Regions from separate parts of the Homo sapiens genome. Here regions 1 and 3 are each linked to region 2. Evidence: chromatin loops called from intact Hi-C (ENCODE). Cell type or tissue: PC-3. All regions are shown on one strand. Each heading gives the region's core, and the rest is flanking DNA. Links, peaks and the distances in the headings are about the cores only.

Region 1 (7,615 bases), core at 1,812-6,811, 120 kb after region 2:
CAAAAAAACGAAAAGGTTACCAGCTGGCCGCAGTGGCTCACACCTGCAATCTCAGCATTTTGGGAGGCCGGGGAGGGAGGATCACTTGAACCCAGGAGGTTGAGGCTACAGTGAGCCGGGATCATGCTGCCGCAATCCAGTCTGGGTGACAGAGCGAGACCTTTTCTCAAAAAATAAAAATAAACTGGTCTCGGTGGTAATCTCAGCACTTTTGAAGCCCGAGGCAGGAGGATTGCTTGAGTTTGGGAGTTCAAGACTGGTCTGGGCAACATAGTGAGACTTTGTCTCTACTAAATTTTTTTTTTTTTAATTAACTGGGCATGGTGGCACAAGCCTGTAGTCGCAGCTACTTGGGAGGCTGAGACAGGAGGATCACTTGTACCCAGGAGTTCAAGGCTGTAGTGAGCTATGATCGGGCCACTGTACTCCAGCCTGGGCAACAGAGTGAGACCCTGTCTCAAAAAATAAATAAAAATAAAAATAATGTTTTCTAAAAAAGGCTACCCCATACACTGCTGAGCTCTGAGCAAAAGTGAGGTCACCACAGCTGCCCAAAGAAGCAAAACAAGGTGGGTTTTCAGAAAGGCCCCACTGTCTCAGGAAGCAAGCAGGCAGCCTAGGATTTCTTGATTGGGGTGAAGAGGTTTAAGGCCCAACACAAAGTTGGAGTTAATTAAATCATAGCAAATTACACTAGAACCTCATTATTTCAATGTTGGTTAATTTAAAGTAAAGTAGCAACTATTTCTTTTTTTTCTTTTTGAGACGGAGTTTTGCTCTTGTCGCCCAGGCTGGAGTGCAATGGTGCAATCTCGGCTCACTGCAACCTCCACCTCCCGGGTTCAAGCGATTCTCCTGCCTCAGCCTCCAGAATAGCTGAGATTACAGGTGCCTGCCACCATGCCTGGCTAATTTTTGGATTTTCAGTAGAGACAGGGTTTCTCCATGTTGGCCAAGCTGGTCTCAAACTCCTGAACTCAGGTGATCTGCGCGCCTTGGCCTCCCAGAGTGCTGGGATTACAGGCGTAAGCCACTGTGCCTGGCCAAAAATAGCAACTATTTCAAAGCTACCGCTAGTCCCCAACCAACGAGGCACCTTATTACTGTTTAATGAAAGTGCCGAGATAAGCCGGACCTGGTAAATGCAAAGACCAGCGGGGGTTGGAGAATTTTTCTTTTTGTTCTTTGATATCAAATTAATAAGGTTTTATTGTAGGAGAAGTTGAGGTACCCGTATGCAGTGATGCCAGTAGAACATTGCCTGCCAAGTAATATTGCTCTAAAACAGTGAATTTTTCTCCCTGGCCTGAGAACCTAATACATTTAGAGCTATAAATTCTAGAGGTCCCCCCACCCCCACCGCCCAAAATATTTTCTTTGCATGTTAGAATCTAGTCTACATAAAGCCAATTTTTGAAAAAGTGCTATTCAGTCCATCAACTATTTATTTAAAAACAGTTAGTAGTTAACTATTGTTTTCAAAATAGAGCACTGGACTGGGCTCGGCGGCTCACGCCTGTAATCCCAACACTTTTGGGAGGCCAAAGTGGGCAGATTGTTTGAGTCCAGGAGTCTGAGATTAGCCTGGGAAACACAGCAAACCCCATCGCCACAACAATAAAAAATAAATACAAATTAGAGCACGGGCCAAGTGTGGCCTCCCGTGTGAGGTCACGGGTCAGCCTGGCCTCTGATCCATCTCTGAGTGGGGAGCCCAGGTGGGATCTGGCTTCCTACAGGCCTGCCCCATCCCCTGCCCAGCTGCAGCATTTGTTCCTGCCCACAGGGGTCTTCAGTCCCTGCTCCAGGTCCTTGTCAATTTCACTGTGGCTGCAGGGCCCTGGGGGTCACCTCACCATCTGGCTGGCCTTGCCCAAGTCCCTGGGGTTGCCTGTACTTGTTTCTGACGCTTCCATGAGAGCTCAGCTGTGGCTCAGGGGCCAGCCACGCCTGCTCATTTATCTTCCCAAATTGGAGTCCCTGCCAGAGCCCAGCTTTGGTTAGCACGGGCCAGTCCTGTCTAGAAGACGGGGGACTCTCTCAGGAGGATGACTGTCACTTTTAGGCCACATACAGTTTTGTAGAAACAAATGAACCTGTTTGCAATTTGAAAATTCATTATCCTCCCTTTTGGTGCAAAGAGCTACTTTAAGAAGACAGGTACAGATTATTCTGGGAAAAGGGATTTATCATTGAAAGAAGCTGTCTTAGCTCCCTCTCTCCTCATTGCCTCTTCCCTGTCAGCCTGCACAACTCAGGGTATTCATCTGCTGGGGCTGCCGTCATGAGGGAACAGCCGGGGTGGCTGAGCACCAGTGCTGGAGGCCACAAGTCTGAGATCAGGGGCCGCCGGGGTTGGTCTCTCCTTGGCTTGTAGATGCAGTCTTCTCCCTGTGTCTTCACGTGGTCCCCGCTGTCTGTGCGTTGTGCCCTGATCTCCTCTTCTTATAAGGACACCAATCATATTGGATTAGAGCCCATCCACAGGACCTAAATTTTTCCCTTAACTCTTTTCCTGTTTGCCCCAAGAACACTCACCAGCAGCTCTTGCGGCTGCAGCGTTTACCCCAAAGTAATTTGGTCACAAAACATCTCCCTTTTATTATTTTCACTTTGCTTTAGTGTATCAACTTTGGAAACAAAAGACATCATTCTACGTATAAGACATCATTCTAGGTATAGCGTTCTGTCTTTAGTAGTGGCATTTCCATTTAGAAAATATAGTAATTCTCGATCGCTGAAAATGTCAAATCCGAGAAAACATAGCATTCCTATGTGATCATTCTCAAAGAGTTGTTGGCCAAAGATTCATTTGATTAATCCTATTTTTCTGAAATAGACGATTCTGATGATTGAGATGATTTTGATGTTAGTTCTGTTTACACATAACTCCAAGAACAGTTTTTAAATTTTACTTTCACATTGAAAATCAGTCAGGTTGGTTTATGTAAAATTAAATGAGCTCTGGCCAAGCACGGTGGCTCATGCCTATAATCCCAGCACTTTGGGAGGCTGAGGTGGACAGATCACTTGAGGTCAGGAGTTTGACACCAGCCTGGGCAGCATGGCGAAACCCCGTCTCTACAAAAAATACATATATATTAGCCAGATGTGGTGGTGCATGCCTGTGGTCCCAGCTTCTCAGGAAGCTGAGGCAGGAGAATCATTTGAACTTGAGGGGCAGAGGTTGCAGTGAGCCAAGATTGTGCCATGGAACCCCAACCTGGGCAACAGAGCAAGACTCTGTCTCAAAAAAAAAAAAAAATGCTGGCAGTGGGCTGCACTTTTTTTTTTCCTAAACAGGAAAAGGGTTAATTATTTCTTTAAAGAACCTAGCACCAAATACAGTCACATTCGGAGGTACTGGGGGTTGGGACTTGAACATATGAATTTTGGAGGGGCACAAGGCATCCCATGACACATGTGGGAACCGGTATAATCTCTACAGAGACTAGAATTTAGATTTAACAGCTTGAAACAGCTTCAAGTTATTGGTAACATACAAAACAAAAACAATTCAAAGCCCTTTACATTCAAATTATTGAATAAAAAATAACTATTTCTACAATGTATAAAAGGTATGCTATGTTTATTAGTCTTACTTGTAGCTAATCTACTTTTATGTTTCCTTACAGAAAATTCTTGACATTTTATGTTTCCGTGTAAGAGATTGTACAGAAGGCAAATTTTTGTGTTATGCAATAATAATACTCTAATACAAATTCTGTTATGAACTTCATTGTCACTATATTTAAATGTCATAGCAATTATTTTTATGTGGTATTTTCAAATAATCTAGATTTCATGCAGCATTATAAAACTAACTGGGGCTGGGGACACTGGCTCATGCCTGTAATCTCAACACTTTGGGAGGCCAAGGCGGGCAGACTGCTTAAGCCCAGGAGTTTGAGACCATCCTGGGCAACATGGCAAAACCCCGTCTCTACAAAAAATACAAAACAAAACAAAATTAGCCAGACATGGTGGTGCACGCCTGTGGTCCCAGCTACTCAGGAGGCTGACACAGGAGGATCACTTGAACACGGGAGGCAGAGGTTGCAGTGAGCCAGGATTGTGCCACTGCATTCCAGCTGGGTGACACAGCGAGACCCTGTCTCAAAACAAAACAAAACAAAACAAAAACAAAACAGAAAACAGTGTGAGAAGTGTTCATTACCCACCCACCCCCACCCCCAAAGCTTTCCAAGCTCCCGACCCCATACAGAGGCAAAGGATGCACTGTGCAAAGCTGCCTGCCTGGCCCCAAACGTCCAGTCAAACCCACCACTGCCCTTGCATGACTTCTGACCCCTCCACCTTCAATCTAGACCCCACACCTATCCCACCATCATCTCAGGCCAAGGGGGACCTTGATTAAAGGTTTCCTTCCTGTCCCTGCACCTCCAGACAAGAGAGTGCAATGTTTTCAGAGACAGATCAGATCCTGTTAAAACATTTAACAAGGTCAAGATAACTTAAAATAGTTACCAGACAAAAATAGATGGACTAGTACATGGACAGCAGCTAACTGAGACATGGGATGCTACGTTTCTTATTCACACATCAGATCTTGACATCATATTAGTAAAGGTGTGGGGCGGGGACATGCCATGGCCAGGGTGGGGTCGCAGCTGGCCAGACTGAGCTGGCCCTTCTGTTGAGTTGAACCTTGGGGATATGCAGCCGCTGTGCAATGGTGCCACCTGATGGTACTTTGTAGAATAACCACTCTCCTAGTTTTTCTTCATCTTTAAGTTCCTAAAGAGAGACTGAAATTTCAAATTGGTTTCCTTGTTGTCTATTATTGTCAAATGAAAAGTGCAAACGTTGGTACTCACCTCTCTTGATTTTTATCTGTCTAAAAAATGAAATCTCAGCTATATTCACTGATATATTATGGAAAGAACACTGGACTTAAGGGATTTGGGTTCAGATCCCATTTTCGGCAACTTACTAGTTATAGGATTTGGTAAAGTTACTCAACATCTGCATGCCCATTTTATGATCTGGAGAATGGAAATAATAGGATTCTTGTGAGGATTACAGGAGGTGATATATGCACATCTGCGTCCATAAATCAAGCCTGGGTGTTGTGGAGGTGTGTGTCACCATCATGCATTCTCTGAAGGAGGCTCAGCCAGCTCTACCTTTAATGGCTGGGATTTACTTGTCTTTTGGTTCCTTTCCACCTGTTTGCCAGCAGAGGCTAAGGTTGTGATGGAGGCCATCTCTCAGCAGATGAGTTGAGACCATCCTGGGCAACATGGTCAGGACCACCCTTGGGCCTCTGTGCAGGGCAGTGCCCACCCTGATGCCTACGCTGGTCAGATTGAGAGCATAGACATGGGGCCATGACCTCCATAAACCCCCACCCAGTGCCACATGGCAGCCCAAGGAACCCTCTTAGCCCTGGGTTCTTCGTCTGTAAAACGAGGCTAACGTAACAAGGGGAGCTACTTAGTAAAACAAAAAAAAAAAAACTAAACTACAATTCGTCTTCTGGGATGTTTTGTTTTGTTTTGTTTTGGAGTGTTATTTGGCTGCTGTTTTACTCTATATTCCCAGAGACAAATGAAGCGTAAGAGGCTGTTCTTGCATTACTATAAAGGAATACCTGAGACTGGGTAATTTATAAGAAAAGAGAAGTTCTTTTGTTTTTGGTTTGTTTTGAGACAGAGTTTCACTCTTATTGCCCAGGCTGGAGTGCAATGGTGAGATCTTGGCTCACTGCAACCTCTGCCTCCCAGGTTCAAGCAATTCTCCTGCCTCAGCCTCCTGAGTAGCTGGGATTACAGGCATGGGCCACCATGCCCGGCTAATTTCGTATTTTTAGTAGAGACAGAGTTTCTCCATGTTGGTCAGACTGGTCTCAAACTCCCAACCTCAGGGGATCCGCCTGCCTTGGCCTCCCAAAGTGCTGGGATTACGGGCATGAGCCACCGTGCCTGGCTAGAAAAGAGGTTTAATTGGCTCACAGTTCTCCAGGCTGTAAGGAAGCATGGCCCCAACATCTGCTCATCTTCTGAGGAGGCCTCAGGAAGCTTATGATCATGGCAGAAGGTGAAGGGGGAGCAGGCACGCCACATGGCAAAAGCAGGAACAAGAGAGACAGCTGGTGGTGGGGGGTGCCACAGACTCTTCAATGACCAGGTCTCACAAGAATTCACTCACTATGATGAGGACAGCACCAAGCCATGAGGGATCGGCTCCCATGATCCCAACACCTCCCACCAGATCCCACCTCCATCACTGGGGATCACAATGCAACCTGAGATTTGGGCGAGGACAAATATCCAAACTATATCAAGCATCTTCCTTCCCCTTTCTCCCTTCCCCTCCTGATTCTGGGGAGAAGAGGCTGCTGTGTGTTTCTGAAGGGCTGAGTGTTCTCACCCACCCCCAACCCCCCAAGTAAAGAACTCTTATGTTTCAGGCCCATGGGGTGTGGGGAGAGGTGGTCCCAGAGGAGCAGGGCGTGAGATTGGCAGCTTTAGTTGAAGAGGCTGGGATAGATAGGGGGGCAGGGGTGGTGGTCTCAGCAAATGGTGAGGAGTGAGGGGGAAGGGTGTCCAAGGCTGCTCAGGGGGTGGAGCATGAATACCCAGAGGCTGAGCTTCAACTCATCAGCACTGCTCCCGGGGACCACAGTGACTGAAGAGTGAACCTCTGAGCAGTGCTCAGGGCGTCCTGAGGCCCGGAGAGCCAGTTCTCTGAATGGTGCAAGACCCTGTCAGGTCCACAGGACCCCAGAAGCCAGGAAGCACAACAAATTGGATTTCCGCCCATGCTGAGTAGATGGGAGCTAGAAAACCAAAGAAGGCCAGGTGTGTTGGCTCACGCCTGTAATCCCAGCACTTCGGGAGGCCGAGGCGGGCGGATCACTTGAAGTCAGGCATTTGAGACCAGCCTGGCCAACATGGTGAAACCCTGTCTGTATTAAAAATACAAAAATTAGCTGGGCATGGTGGCATGCACCTGTAATCCCAACTACTTGGGTGGCTGAGGCATGAGAATCTCTGAACCTGGGAGGCAGAGATTGCAGTGAGCTGAGATTGCACCACTGCACTCCAGCCTGGGCGACAGAGTGAGACTCTGTCTTACAAAAAAAAAAAAAGAAAAAAGAAACAAAGAAACAAAGAAAAAGAAAATCAATGGCCCTTGCGCCAGAGTGTCTTGGAGGGAGTCCACACTGACACGCCCACGGGGGGAGCTGCTGAAAGCATTCCCCAGTCCAGTGCTGCCCCGTGAGCACCGCCACCTGTTTCCCGCTTTCCTGGCCACCGTACATACATTTGTTCATGTTTATAGACTCTGAATATAGAGACCCCACACAAGAAGAGAAAGGCTCAGAAAAACAATGTTATGACCTGCTTCCTGAGGCACCCTGCCTGCAGGAAGTGCTTTTCACAGCAAGAAATTCTGACTCCAGGACCCATATTTTTAGCAGGAACATGGTCAGTCAACACACATCCTCTAGGCCTGCCCTGGACCAGATGACCAGGAGGAAGCAGCCGTGAGTCACAGGGAGAAAGCCGGTGGCTCTGACAGGGACGCCTGCTGCTCCGCCGGGGAACAGCTTTCCCCTGGTTTCAGTTAGAAAGGTCAGGGGACGCCT
Region 2 (7,615 bases), core at 1,060-6,059:
GACACTGGGGCAGTGGTAAGAATAAGAAAAACTGATGACAGAAGGTTGGGCTGCTTCATAAGACCTATTGAAGTAATAAACTTTTTAATGCAATAAAATTTCTTAAAGAAATGTCCTTTTTTTTTGGGGAGGTTGAAGCTGACGGATCCCCTGAGGTCAGGGGTTTGAGACCAGCTTGGCCAACATGGTGAAACCCGGTCTCTACTAAAAATACAAAAATTAGTCAGGTGTGGTGGCGCATGCCTGTAATCCCAGCTACTCAGGAAGCTGGGGCAGGAGAATCACTTGAACCCAGGAGGTGGAGGTTGCAATGAGACGAGATCATTTTACTTCACTCCAGCCTGGGCAACAGAGTGAGACTCCATCTTAAAAAAAAAAAAAAAAAAAAAAAAAGTCAGTTTTTAGCCATAGTGGTTGGTGGGTGGGTTCTCCCCCTGGGGCAGGAAAAATCTAAGTGTAAGAGCACATATTTAAGAAACATTATTTACCAGATTTAAAAATTATATTTAATTCACTCTCCTCCAAATATTTAATAATCTTAATGTTCTATTCTATAATACCAAGACATAAATAATATAACCAAAAACAGCATCCATCTACTAAATTGACACATTTGTCCCCCATAAAATATGACTCTATCACATTTGTTAAGCAGCCACCTTCAGAAGCAAAAGCTAATATGGTGAAAAAACACAATCAGGATCCTCTTTAAGAAACTGCAAGGAAGCCGCGCACAGTGGCTCACATCTGTAATCCCAGCACTTTGGGAGGCCGAGGTGGGCAGATCACTTGAGGCCAGGTGTTCGAGACCAGCCTGGTCAACACGACGAAAGCCCATCTCTACTAAAAATACAAAAAAACTAGCCAGGCGTGGTGGCACATGCCTGTAATCCCAGCTACTTGGGAGGCTGAGGCAGGAGAACTGCTTGAACCTGGGAGGTGTAGGCTGCAGTGAGCCAAGACTGTGCCATTGTACTCCAACCAGGGTGACAGAGCAAGACTCCATCTCAAAAAAAAAAAAGAAGGAAAGAGAAAGAAAGAAAGAAGGAAAGGAAAGGAAAGGAAAGGAAAGGAAAGGAAAGGAAAGGAAAGGAAAGGAAAGGAAAAGAAACCGCAGAGAAATTCAAAAGCAAGGCACAGAAATTCAAAGAATAATACTAGAGTTCCCAAAAAGACCTCCCACATCACCACTGAAAAAATTCAACAGGAACTACATGGCAGGGACTGAAAACCCAGTCAGAAAGGAAATTTGTCCTAAACTAACTTTCACTTGCCAGACACCGCACGGATGTGACTATGTCCCAGGCACCATGCTGAGCTCAAGAGGCTAAGAGCACAGGCTCTTGACTTGCATATGGGGTGTATTGGTCTATGTTATTTTATTTATTTCTTTATTTATTTTGTAATTTGAAGATATGCTTAAAAGTTGGGAGATCTCACAGAAACATCCAGATATCTGGCTTCTTGAAAAAAATGAAAGATCTAGCAACATGGGCCCAGCATTCTCTCACTGGCAACTCTAAGCTGGAGCAGAGAAGCCACTGACCGCTCCAGCAAAGGACATGCCCTCCAGCCAGCTTGTCACAGTCCCCACCATACCCTCCTATCATCCCAATAACAGACTCAGTGCTTTACTCATTTATGCTCCCTGTCTGGCCCCAGAGGTACTAGAGTTTGTCACTCCCTCTCAGGAAAAAAAAAAAGGACAAAAGTGCCCCCTATGCCTAAGAAGTGCAGAGTCTAATGGAGGAAGCAGACAAGATGAGAAATTATAATAGGGTATGATACAAACTACAGTAGAAGAATGGCCAGGGTTCCGCAGAAACCCTAAGGAAGGTGAAGGAAGGTGCAACTAACTCCACCAAAGGGAGTATAGGTATCTAGGGCATGTTCATAAAAGAGAGGACATTTGGGGGAATTCTTGCAGGAGGACAACAGCCTGTTCAGATGGCAAAGCAGGAGCAAGTCACTCTACACGTATGAAGAGGTGAGAGGTCTGAAAGACACAGAGTTTTCTGGAGATGGGTTAGGCAGAGAAGGGACTTCTTCCCTACCATGCTAACAATTTTCAGCTTAAATCTGGGGCAATGGGGAGTCAAGCAAGTTACTTAAGCAAAGGCTGACACGATCAGATTTGGTTTTGTAAGGAAAGTTGCTGGCAGCAGTATAGAAAACAACCTGGAACAAACAGCCCTTGCTGGCCCACACCCCAGTGGGTACTAAGGCGAACCCCTTTGTGTTAGCTTCCCGGTGCCTGGAAACTGTCCATTCTCTGCCAGTGATACACGTCTTGACTACTTCGCCTGTTTCGTTTTTACAGACTGATATGGGTCAATGTAGTTGTCGCTCTTGAAATGGCATAATGAAAATACTATGAGTTAATATATAATGCAGACATTTGAACAGGACAAAATGCAGTAACATAAGTCTCTACTGATGATCTCAATTCCATACAACAAAGATATCCTTTCACCTACCATGTATCCTTTCCTCACTTACATATCTCTGACAGTAGAGAACCTGGAAGCTTCCAATAAATAGCCCCCACCCCATGTGAGGCACAAGTTTGATTTTCCTTATACTTAAATCACTACAAACATATCCCCCAACACTATTCTCAACTGCCCTTAAAGGAGCCACCCAGAATACACCACATTAAGTCAAGTTTTGAGGCAAGATTTAAGGGTGATAAAGATATGGGTCCAAAGGAGAAAAATTTTAACTCAGTAGCCTATTGGCATGTACCTGATGAAGCAATAGCACATAAAGATAGATCACAAGGATACCAGGCTGGTGCACAGAAATGAAATGAGATGCAAATAACAGGCATGTCCCCTCAAAGCAATAAAAATTAAATCGGTTTCGCTTTTCTCCCTCAAATTCAGTCAAATCTAAAAAAAAATAAGACAGGGAAATCAACAAGAGGCTTTTAAAAACGGTCTCCAAGTTGTAATAACCCCAAACAGTCTATTTCCCAGACTTTTTATTGTTATAACAAACAAACCCATCTTTCATTTCTTGTCATTTGCAATTACTGTGCCATAATTGAAAATCAGTGAATCACCATAGGGCTTAGGGGAGAGAGGGCCTACTAACTCTGAGCTGTCACTGTAATCATCACAGAATAAACAATATCAAGAATTCTTTCTTCATCATTTTTAACCTATATATTGCAGAGTCTCTGAAAATTTTATAATCTGTAATTCCCCTCTTTCCCTAAAGATGGCATGACATTTCAAACCATTTTCCCCTTCAAAATACTGTTTTTCTCTTCTTCAACAGCCAGTATGACGTCTGCCCCAAAAGACTTCAGCATAATTTTGAATCTATTTGTAGGAGCCAAGAATTCAATTAAGAGAAAAATTATCTTGGAAGGGTTTCGGCAATTCAGCCAATTAACCCTCTTGTAACTGTGCTGAGAAAAGAACCTGAATTGTCCAACAAAAGGCTACACAAAATCAAAAGGAACAGACTAGGGTGGGGGATGAAGGATTCCAGGAATCTGGGTCCCGTCTGCACTTCTGCCCATTAACTTGGTCACACAATGCCCTCGGCCTCTGACCGTTAGGAACGCCTGGGAGAGTACATCCCTCCACTCTGCAAGGGGCTGCAGAACCTCAAGTGTTCATATGCAGCTTCTTCATCTCCCCCTCTGCAACAGGATTTAACCAATGTCCCTACCAACGTTTCAGTTTATAGACTTTAAAAGGTCAATAGCAGGACCATTGAGCTTATTCTTTGTTAATAAGCTCTGTGTCCATGATCTGATGAATTGAGATTCACTCTCTAATTAAAAGGAATGAAGGGGATTTGCAGTGGTGTGGGAGAGAGGGTCTTACCCTTTCATCTGTTCACAAGCCAGATTCTCCTGCCCCATCCCTCACCTTGGTTGCTTCTTCCACACTCTCCCTCAGGGCCTGCAACTCAGCATCATATTGCTCCTTCAGCTTGTCCATCTCCTGATCATGGCTGGAAACCTCTTCTTTCAGGGCTCCCTTCAGGGCGGTGAGTTCACGCTCTCGCTTTCTCAAGAGGTCTTCTTGCTCCTCTTTGGCAATCAGCAGATCTTGAAGATCCTGTTTTGCCTGTAAGAGCTCCTAGAGAGAGGAAACACGAAGGGAGAAGGTGACAATGAAACATCTTGTTGAGAGGCCCTGTATCTCCCCTCCAGTTCAGTCCCCATGTGCACAGCCATCTCACCTGGCCTTGCCACTCTCTCCTTCCACATCCCGCACACCTGTTTAGACCATTTCTTCCTCTCCCCCTGCATTTCTCAGAGGCCATCATTCCCTTGGATTCCTCTGCCTCTGCTTCTTGGAGATTTGATTGAATTTGAGGGAGAAAGGGGAAACTAATGTAAATTTCACTGCTTTGGGGAACACGTCTGTATCTTCCATCTCATTTCACTTCTGTGCAGTGATCTGTTGCCCTTGCTCTTGCCCTGTGTGTGCTGTTGCTTCACGGGGGCACGCCAGCTTGCCTACCTTGCTTCATATCCCCTGGGACCCTGAGTGTGGTCAAACCCTTCATCCACATTCCTCGTACTCAGGACAACTTTGCCTGTTTTTCTTCTATCTCATTTGCCCATCTGAGCAGAGCACAATATTCATATTTTCCCCTTCTTAACTGCCAGGTATTAATGAGGAAGGTCACAAAGCTGGGGCAACAGGCTCCACTATAAATCACATTACCTGAGCCCAGTGTGTCCTGCCAAAGGCTCGGCATTCCTTTCCCTCCAGCATTTTTGTCCCAGACCTTCTCAGTTTTCCAGCTCAGGACTCGCCCTCACAGACACCTTTGCTCTTCCCTCAGCCAGAGAGATGTGGGCATCTTGGCTCCCTCTCCACCTCAACCCCTCTCTGCACTCCAGGCCTTCTTCCACCCAGAGTCCCTCCACAGAGAACGCACTGTCCCCTGCCAGCCTGCTCCCAGTCTTCACTCCATCAGTTATTGACATGGTTTGGCTCTATGTCCTCACCCAAATCTCATCTTGAGTTATAATTCCCATAATTCCCACTTGTCAAGGGGGGGACACTGTGGGAGATGATTGGATCACGTGGATAGTTTTCCCCATGTTGCTCTTGTGATAGTGAGTTCTCATGAGATATGATGGTTTTATAAGGGGCTTTCCCCACTTTGCTCACTCTCTCTCCTGTTGCCTTGTGAAGAAGGTGCCTGCTTCCCCTTCTGCCATGAAGTTTCCTGAGGCCTCCCCAGCCATGCGGAACTGTGAGTCAATTAAACCTCCTTTGTTTATAAATTACCCAGTCTCAGGTAGTATCTTTACATCAGTGTGAGAATGGACTAATACAGTTGTCTTTTCTTTCTGCCATTTTGTTCCTACCCATACTCTTGAATCTTGGCTACCTGCCAAACTTCACCACCAAAATGTCTGAAAGCATAATTTCTGTTCACTGCCTCTACTTCACAACTGCCCATTCACTCCTTAATCTCTTGCTATATGATTTTTGTCCCTGCTCTACCAAGACAGTCCCCTGCAAGGTCATTGTGACCTTTACTCATATCCGATGGCCTTTTCCCAGTTGTCAATTTTCTTTACCCCTCTTTCATCCTCCCTTCCTGTCTCTCTAAGATGCCCTTCTTTCTTGTAGTGCCAAGATAACACAGACTCCTGTTTTCTTCCCTCAGGCTGTTTCTTCTTTGATAATCTTTTCTGGCTTTTCACTCCCTCTTCCCAAAATCTATGATGATCTCCAAGATTGCAACTTTGCATTCTTTATTCTCTTTTAGCAAGCTCATTTTTGTTTTTCCAACTATTAATTCTATGTAAATGACTCCTAAACCTTTACCTCTTACCCTTCTCTGAGTTCAAACCTGCACTAACACATTCAAAGACCTGCTAGATGAACCCATCTGGATGTCCTGTGGCACCTCAGATTCAGTAAGATTACAATTTCAAGAGAATTCATCATGCTCCTTCCTTCCTTCTTCCTTTGTTCTTTGCTCTTGTGAAAAGCACCACCTGCCCCCTCAGCACTCAAGCTCAGAAACTTGGCAGGACTTTGACTTTCTCTCGTCCTAGTCTCTCATAACCAAAAAGTTAGTTCTGCAACATCTTCAATCCTTTCTGTCACCTCCCTGGGTAAAGCCCTCCTCACCTCCTGTGCAGGTGGTTTACGATAACCACTCAGCTGCTCCCCGCATCCAGGCTCTCACCTACAGCCTCTATGGCAATCCACGCAGCATCTTCAGTCCGGAGTGCCCTTCTCCCTTCTCAGGCCCATCTCTCCCTGCCTTTCAGAAAATCTTTGAAGACCCAGATACGGTAAGACCTCCTCCAAGAGGTCTTCCTTGAATATCCCTCTTGAATACCCATCTCACTCTAGCTGTTCTTCTCACAGTACTTAACACTTTTTATTTTACATTCTATATATTTTAATCATTTTTCTCATCTGCATTTGACTCGCCTACTTATCCTTGTTGAAAGAAGGATACAGATCTGATTTATTATATTTTTGATGCATAGATTAATATTGGGAGCACTTATCTGTTCAGATATAAATAAACAAGTGCAGTACAGCAGGTGTCTGGAGATGTCAGAATTCTGAACTCATCAGTTATTTCACTTGTGGCTTCTGCATAAGAACACGACCTGTTTTCTTGGAACCCCTGGGTAATCAGAGGCATGGTTGCCACCGGGGGACCCAAGGCTTCAGAGATGATAAGCTACTTTCCATTCCAGAATTGTGTCTCTGATGAGGGAAGAAACATTTTATTGATTTAAGTATAACCGACAACGAGATCTCTTTCATTTTCTCTAGGACATGCACCTCCATTGAACCAGGGGAACCGCTACAATCCCAGGGTGGGGCTGCATTGCACAGACTAAGATTTTGCCCATCAAGAATCTAACTAGCAGGCATTGACAAGCTCAGAAGAAATGTCAAGAGACCCATGCAGGTAACGAGGCCGGCTCTGGCTCTTTCAAAGCACCAAACACAGAGATCTTATGAAATTATACCCTGTCCTCGTATTTATCAAAGAGGACGCCCTGCTGCCGCTGCCCAGCCCCTTCTTAAGGAAGATCAGAGTCTCTCCTGAATTACTGTTGCTTCCGGCTACCCCCCAGGGCTTCCTGGAACCTCCTGCCAGCATCTTTAGTGCAGGCCCTGTGATTCTGACCCCTGTTTCCTGCTTTTACTCTCACACGTTTCTCAATTGTTTGGATGATAAGACAGTTCCTCTCCCCACACTTATGTTTTCCAGCATATCTCTATGTTTTGTGTTGCCTTTTGTGTGCTGCCGCCAATGCATGTCAAGACTGAGGTTTTTATGGTCCATTCTGCAACGACATGCTGTTATCTGTTGCTTAAGTGGACTGTGCAGCACAAATCCAATCAGATTACACCTCGCCATATCACTTAGTAGCACTTGAAGTTTTCCAGAGTAGAGACTAAAAGGTACACGATGTTTCATAAACTTCACTCCATCACCTCGGGGCTTAATTATTTCAATCAAAGAAGGGAGAGAAAAATACATAAACTTCAAAATGTAAGTATACATCCATTAGAGGTCAACTTGCCTCTCTATGGAATCCAGTTAAAGAAAACAAGAGAAAACTGGCTGTCTGGGAGTGGCGAGAGCTAGAAAAGTT
Region 3 (7,615 bases), core at 898-5,897, 84 kb after region 2:
AACTACTATGCACCTTTGCAGGATTCAGCACCTCCTTGGGCCTCAGTTTCCTCATATGTAAAATGAGGTCACTGCCACCTGCCTCTCAGGAATGTAAAGGGTTTACAGTAATGAACGAAAAGTGCTGAGCATGCTACCTGGCACTTGAAAGGCAGTCAATAAACAAATAGTAACTATTATAACCATGAGGTTATTAGCCCTATGGGTCAGCTATTTGGAAACCACCTACCCAAGGGAAAAACAGTGTGAAGTCCAGTTTTCAGCCTGCCCAAGGAAGCCTGAGCTACAGCAACCATGGTATGATGAGGAACCAATGTCTGCCCATTGGCAGGAGCCATAGATACAAACCCAACCACTTGCTCCAAAAAGTGCTGCAGCTGCGGCTTTCACACTGCACTTTGCATTCTCCTTTCAGCTCTGTTGCGGAGGTAGCCGCTACTAAGCTTACTTTACCAGTTACTAATGTGCCAAAAATGGATCCAGCCACATTCTCCATGAGCTTCCCACTCCCAGGAAGTACCCCTGTTCAGTAGACTCCAGAAGCAAAAGACACCTGCCAGAATCTGTTCTCTTCCTCCACCTCCCACCTCCCCTTTGCATGATGGATACCTGCACCCTTCTCGCTCCTGGAGTCGGACATTTCCAAAATCAGTCATTTGGGGTACGGGCCTAATAGAATAAGCTTTAATGTAAACCCAAGTAAAGCATGTCTTATGCCTCCTGTGCCAATGAATTGAGGAGGCATCTACCCAGGCGAGGCTAGCCAGGTGCCCCACAGTACCCCACGGGCCACTGTGTTCCTCTTGATTAGAAAAGTTCCTAACTTATTGCAACCCAGGGTTTACATCCCCACCTGACTCAGGCCCCTTAAGGCAGGAACCTTATCCTGTTTACCAACAACTCTGGGTAATACATAGCTTTTGCTAGTAACAGGGGCTACTAACAGCTGGGCACAGTGGCTCATGCCTGTAATCGGAGCACTTTGGGAGGCCGAGGCAGGTGGATCACCTGAGGTCAGGAGTTCGAGACCAGCCTGGCCAACATGGTGAAACCCCATCTCTACTAAAAATACAAAAATAAGCGGGGTATGGTGGCGCATGCCTGTAATTCCAGCTACTCAGGAGGCTGAGGCAGGGAGGATTGCTTTAACCCGGGAGGCGGAGGTTGCAGTGAGCTGAGATCACATCACTGCACTCCAGCCTGGGTGACAGAGCAGAGTCTCAAATAACAAAAACAAAAAGACACCTTAGTGTGAATTTAAGATGAAGCACTATCTCCCCCAAGGATATTGGCTTGAGGGATGCAGGAGGGTGCATGAGGAGAGAAGTACAGGGGGCTGCAATCGGGACACGGGGGACACCAGGCTGAAAACACTAAGCCTTCCCTCCTCGGTAAAGGTCAGTCAACCCTGGTGCTATTTCCATCCCCCACCCCATTCCCTTTTTTTTTCTTTTTTCCTTTTCCATTTTCAGGATTTTCATGTCATAACTGGTTTCTTGATAACAGCAATGTCACATGCCTGAAAAAAGTAAGCACTTGGTCATTCAGAGAAAATTACCCAATTTTTGGTTTCCCCTTGAACTTTGTTTTCCTGCTCTGATGCCAACCTCTCAGCCATGCCACCGCCCTTTAGTGCCGAGATCAGAAGATGAAAAGAAAGGAAAAGCATAAAATCAGTTGGATATTTTTAAAAGGCCAATGGCATCTCTTAGATAAATGGGTTTCACGGGGAAAGAGAGTTAGGAGGCCATTAAATTTCTTTAACTCTCCCTCACCCATCAGCACAAGCAAATTAAACAAAGAAAAAAAGGAAGCCACCAGGGCAATAAATTCTTAACACAAACCCAAGGCCTTTTCTAGTTGCTGTATCCCCTTTCCCTAAATGAAAAAGTATCTCACTAACCCTTTCTTCATATTTTTCTTCACTTACTTTCTTCTAATCACTTTAGGATATTAGAGCTGCTACTCCAAAGTGAGAAATTGCAATAAATGTGCTTAGGCCCACATTTACATAAACTTTTCTTTTTGGGGGGGTAGAGTGTATTATTATATTCACAGTGTAACTATTGCTGTTCAGGGGTGACTTTTCAGACACCATGAATTCAACAGCATCCTCGAATAAGCATTTTTCTTTTCCCAATTGAGACAAGATTTGGAAGTTAACAAACCATTTAATAATATGGCTTCATTTTGTTGGCATGGTCTCACTCACTCACACACACACACACAAAAAAAACAGTAGGAAAACACTTTCCATATAGTCTTGCTCCCCAAAGGGTGATGATTCGGGTCAGGGGACACCCTGTAAGACAATGCGCTGCATGTAACCTCCATTTCAAGCCAAAGCCAAGACAATGAAGACGGCTCCCACAGGGTGCACACCTCCAGCAAGTGAATACAGTAGTAGCAGCAGAGCATGGTCGTGGAAGTTGGGGAAAAGCGAGAAAACCAAGTGGGCAAAATTATGTCATTTTTGTATTTTTCAAAATGAATGTTCTTTGGACTTACATTAGCAGCTAGAAATGAATGTAAATGTTCTTTCACTTCAGCAAGGCATTCTTGGAAGGATGTCATCCCACTGTTAATAAAAATACAGGCGGGGCACGGTGGCTCATGCCTGTAATCCCAGCACTTTGAGAGGCCGAGGTGGGCAGATCACCTGAGGTCAGGAGTTTGAGAACAGCCTGGACAACATGGCGAAACCCTGTCTCTACTAAAAATACAAAAAAGTAGCCGAGCATGGTAGCGGGTGCCTGTAATCCCAGCTACTTGGGAGGCTGAGGCAGGAGAATCATTTGAACCAGGGAGGCCGAGGCTGCCGTAAGCTGAGATTGCACCATTGCACTCCAGCCTGGGCGACAAGAGCAAAACTCTGTCTCAAAAAAAAAAAAAAAAAAAAAAAAAAAAAAAAAAACACATAGAGGGCCACCCCCTAAGAAAAACTTAAAACCACTGATTTGTGGTCAGGTAGCAACATCAGGGTGGAAATTTTAATGCAAACATCATATTTGGGGTACAAAAGTAAATTAACCAAGATCCCCGGAGACTATCACATTACTAAAAAGGGCAGTGAAAACACATTTTCTTGATAAAATATATGACCTAATTTAGCCAATATAAGCATGGTTACATTTTCCTTAGTCCTACTTCTCTATCATTTTTAAGACCATGTGACAGGTGTCTCAGGTGTCATCTCAGATGTGCCATGTTATACACTGTGTTCTGTCTGCAGGGCTTCATCATACTTCCAGAATAAGTTTAATCTACAAAAATGGACTTATGTTAACACAAATATCAACCACAAAACCTTAAGGATGTTGTTAGCTTTGGCTTTTTGAAGGAAAATTCTCCACATTTATGCAACTCCATTATCTACGTGGGGGAGTCTCCGGAGGGTCTCCAAAAGCTGACCAAACCCTAAAGTATTTTTTCTCCTTTTAATCTGAAATCATTCCCGAATATGACAAGTCAAATTATCACTTGGTTTTCCCTGAATAGGACAACCCTGTATTATAACCTTGACCCTGACAAGGACTGCTCGGTTCTAATGCCTACACTCCCACCTCCTTGGCAGAAAGTGCCCTGGCAGTATTGACTGTAAACAGAGAGGTAGAAACAAAGGGATCTTCAGTAAAGGCACCATCTACTGTCTAAAGTTGGAAAGCACCAATCAACAGGTTCTTCAGGTGGAGAGGTGGATTAGGGAAGAGCTATGAGGACCTGAGATGAGTTCTAGATCAGGACTGATCTTGAGCCGTCCGAAGAGTGGCTGGTGGGAGCAACTCTCAAAGCAGAGGTTTTCAAACTTGCCTGCACATTAGAATCACCTGCGGCGTCTTAAAAATTCCATTGTCCAGGCTGCAACCCAGGCAAGCCGAATCCAGATCTCTGGGAGTGGGACACAGGCACCAGTATTTTTTAAAACTCTCCAGATGTGGGGCCAAGTTTGAGAACCAATGCCCGCAAAAGCATTCCCAGCGAGCTTTGAGCAACGTTTTGAGCGGCATAAGCAGAGTCGGGAGGGCAGCGGCCTTAGGGTGAAGAACACACAAAGCAAATATACAAAGTTTCAAAAATCCTGTGTAACTAACTCCAACATGACAGCCAAGTACCTGTCTAGAGGCCAAACAGTGATGCAACTTGGAAAAGTCCCGGGGAGAGCTAGAATGTGTGCTCCGAGTGAGGCGGGGGCTCTCTCGGGGATGACCTCCCTGGGCGGCGCAGTGGTCTGGAGGATCGGGGAGAGAAAGGTCACACGCCCCTTTCTTTCCAGGGGATGGTCCGGCCGAGCACGCCGAGGACTTGTGTACGACAGGATAGGTCAGAAACTGCTTCGTGTGAGTCTCTCCCAGCTGTCACTAGAGCCGGAGGGTCCAGGCAGGGGTGCGAAGGCAGAAAGTCCCTCTTCACTAAAGGGAGGTTCTGCAGGGCCTCCTCCCTCCCACCCCGCCCCGAAGCGGGTTCCCCAGGGATCGCCCGCATCTGTTCTGCGCCTGCCCTCGGCGGGGCGCGGCGCGGGAGTCCGGGTCGCATCTTCGAGCCCCAGGACACGCGCGGCGCGGGTCACCGAGAGTGGACGCGCGGACTGAGCACAGTGCACCTGGCTGAGCCCGAACCCCTGGGGGTCCCGCCGCCCTGGGCGGCCCCTAGCACCCCGAAACCCGGCTGCCGGCGCACACCCCGCCCCGCTCCAGCCCGGAGCTCACTCACCGCCGCCGCCGCCTCCTCCCGCGTCCAGCTCCCGCCGCAGCCAGCAGAGCCCGGCCGGAGTGCAAGGGCCGCGGCGCCGCCGGGAGGCCGAGCGAGCCCGCGCCCCGCCCCGCAGTCGCCGCCCGCCCTCCTGGGAGGAGGGGCAGGGGCTGGCCGGGGGCCTGGACCCGCCGGGGCTGCCGGCGGGCCCAACCCTCCCTTCAATCCGCCCGCGGCCCGTCGGGACGAACCTACCCAGGAACCCCCGCACCACCCGCCCTCGGCTCCGCTGGGCCCGGGGCTGCGCTTAGACCTCACCCCTTCCCGGAGCCGTTCGTCCTTCCACCTCCCCTCCGCCGTCACCGGGCATTTTTCTTCTCCCAGCCTCGGCCTCTCCAAATTCCTGGCCTGCAGGAAGCCCTCCCTATTTCGCGCTCTCGACTGCGCCGAGCTCAGTTTACCCCTTTCCCTTCCTTTCCCTGCTTAGCCTTTTTCCCCCTCACTGTCAGAAACTTAAGGGATAGCGCTCTTCTGCCACCGCAAACCCACACCTATTTATTGAGCACCTACTGTGTCTAGACACTGGTGGGGAGGTTATCCCACTTGCGCGGTAACAAGAAATGTCTGTCTCTGTTGGAGAAACAGTAAAGTGAGGCGCCTCGTAAGGTCACACAGCTGGCGGTAGTAGGGCTGGGATTCGAATACAGTTTTTAGGTCCTTGTTTAGACCCACCCCACGATAAACTGCGGCACGCCTCTCGCTAGCTGTGAGAACTTGGGCAAAATGTTATCAGTTCTAAACCCCAGTTCACTCATCCGTAAAATGAAAAGCTGGATACTTCACCAGCTATGAGGATTCCCTGAGAAAACAACAACCTGTACTTTTTTTTTTTTTTTTTTTTTTTGGAGATGGAGTCTTGCTGTTTTGCCCAGGCTGGAGTGCAGTAGCGCGATCTCGGCTCATTGCCTCTGCCTCCCGGGTTCAAGCGATTCTCGTGCCTCAGCCTCCCGAGTAGCTGGGACTACAGGTGGCCACCACTACGCGCGGCTAATTTTTGTGTTTTTAGTAGAGACGGGGTTTCACCACGTTGGTCAGGCTGGTCTCGAACTCCTGACCTTAAGTAATCTACCCGCCTCGGCCTCCCAAAGTGCTGGGATTACAGATGTGAGCCACTGCGCCCTGCCCAACCTGTACTTAATACATGTTTGCTGACATATTGAATGAAATAGACCCTTGAAAACTTAACAATTCAAAACAATATAAAAGGACTTGAAAAAGTAATAGGTTGGTGCAAAAGTAATTGCAGTTTTGCTATTACTTTCAATGGGAAAAGCCACAGTTACTTTTGCTCCGACCTAATAATAGTGATTCATTGCCAGGAAAGAAAGAAAAAAAAAAAAAGATGCTACTTATCCCAAGTGGGCAGCATGGTCAAGGGAGTCTTTTTGGAGGAAGCGGTATTGCACTATTCCAGAGTTAGCAGGTCTAGGTTGGGGAAGACAGCCAAGGTGATGGGGTGTGTGAACAGTGCCCAGAGGGTGGACCAGCTTTCCTGAGCAGAGGCTGCCTGGGGCAGGACACACATGCTAGAAAATGGGATGAGGCATACTAGAAAGGTGGATGGGGTCAGAGGGTGGAAAAGGCATCAAATGCCAAAGTGAGGGGGCTCAAGGCAACCAAACAGTACTTGGACACCTCAAAATGACTAGAATGGAACCTGCATGCAATAGAGGGCACCTAAATGGCCCTGGGAACCAGATGGGGGAGACCCATGGCCTAGGAACCAGCAGAGTCATGGGGTAGATGGGGAGTTGCAGCAGGGAGGGACAGGAAAGAATTTTCCAACTGGGTGCAGTGGCTTATGCCTGTAATCCCAACACTTTGGGAGGCCAAGGCAGTGGATCACCTGAGCACAGGAATTCAAGACCAGCCTGGGCAACATGGCGAAAACTGTCTCTACCAAAAAAAAAAGAAAAAGAAAAAGAAAAAAAGCGCATACACACACACACACACACACACACACACACACACACACACACACACACACACAAATTAGCCAGGCATGGTAGCATGTGCCTGTAGTTCCAGCTACTCAGGAGGCTGAGGTGGGAGGATCAACTGATCCTGGGAGGTTGAGGTTGCAGTGAGCTGTGACTGCCCCAGTGGACTCCAGCCTGGGCAACAGAATGAAATTGTCTCAAAAAAAGAAAGAAAAGAAAAGAAAGAGAGAAAGGAGAGAGGGAGGGAGGGAGGGAGAGAAGGAAGGAAGGGAGGGAGGGAAGGAAGGAAGGAAGGAACTAATGAAGGAAGGAAGGAGAGAGAGAAGGGGAAGGGAAGGAAAAGCAGAAGGTAAGGAAAAGGGGAAGGGAAGAAAAAGGGGAAGGGAAGGAAAAAGGGAAGGGAAGGGAAGGAAACGGGGAAGGGAGGGAAAAGGAAGGGAAGGAAAAAGGGAAGGGAAGAAAAAGAGAAAGGAGGGAGGGAGGGAAGGCAGGAGAAGGGGAAGGGAAGGAGAAGGGGAAGGGAAGCACAGGGAAGGAAAAGGGGAAGGGAAGGGAAAAGGGAAGGGAAGGGAAGGGAAAAGGGAAGGGAAGGGCTCTTGTTTGGAAGACCAGATGTCTTGGTGACCAGATGTGTGCAATGAGGGAGTGGAACTGGCAAAGGCAAAGCTGAGGCTTCCAGGCTGGGTGCCTTGGAGCATCAGAAATAGGAACAATATGGAAAGAGGCTGCTTTTCAGGAGAGCTCCTGAAGGTTCCATGGAGCATGAAGTAATGGTGGAACTTTTCAGTGGAAATGCCCCAGCAGGCAGCTGGGAAGTGGAGGAGTGTCTCTGGGCAGCATCCATGTGGAGGGTGAGGGGAGAGTGAGGACCAGGAGCCAGGAAAGGAGAGTGCAGTGCCTTCACTGAGGGTGGAGGAAGCAGAGGG

The links. A loop is a pair of places that touch in the nucleus more often than their neighbours do. Peaks named below come from ENCODE experiments on the same cell type or tissue, not always from the same donor. Only the 100,000 strongest peaks of a DNase experiment are listed, where the experiment ranks them.
Region 1: a loop joins it to region 2, with 8 times the contacts of the local background. A loop is called at or near these places in 24 of 110 quality-filtered maps.
Region 3: a loop joins it to region 2, with 4 times the contacts of the local background. A loop is called at or near these places in 3 of 110 quality-filtered maps.

What each region holds. Positions count from the first base shown.
Region 1 is chr15:57,337,935-57,345,549 of GRCh38, reverse strand. No RefSeq gene overlaps it. Among named protein-coding and RNA genes, the nearest start is that of LINC01413, 23 kb to the right of the region's middle. In PC-3, for the core only: CTCF peaks have their summits at 4,505 and 4,712 (motif pointing left); a DNase peak (open chromatin) is centred at 4,679.
Region 2 is chr15:57,458,162-57,465,776 of GRCh38, reverse strand. It overlaps CGNL1 (cingulin like 1), which reads right to left. Exons shown (of 19, transcript NM_032866.5): 8 at 3,885-4,097. Among named protein-coding and RNA genes, the nearest start is that of CGNL1, 85 kb to the right of the region's middle. In PC-3, for the core only: a CTCF peak has its summit at 3,266; a DNase peak (open chromatin) is centred at 3,096; H3K4me3 peaks cover 339 bases; H3K27ac peaks cover 847 bases.
Region 3 is chr15:57,373,663-57,381,277 of GRCh38, reverse strand. CGNL1 (cingulin like 1) reads right to left here and starts at 4,773. Exons shown (of 19, transcript NM_032866.5): 1 at 4,711-4,773. In PC-3, for the core only: a CTCF peak has its summit at 3,663 (motif pointing left); no DNase peak of the experiment used is centred there; H3K4me3 peaks cover 1,590 bases.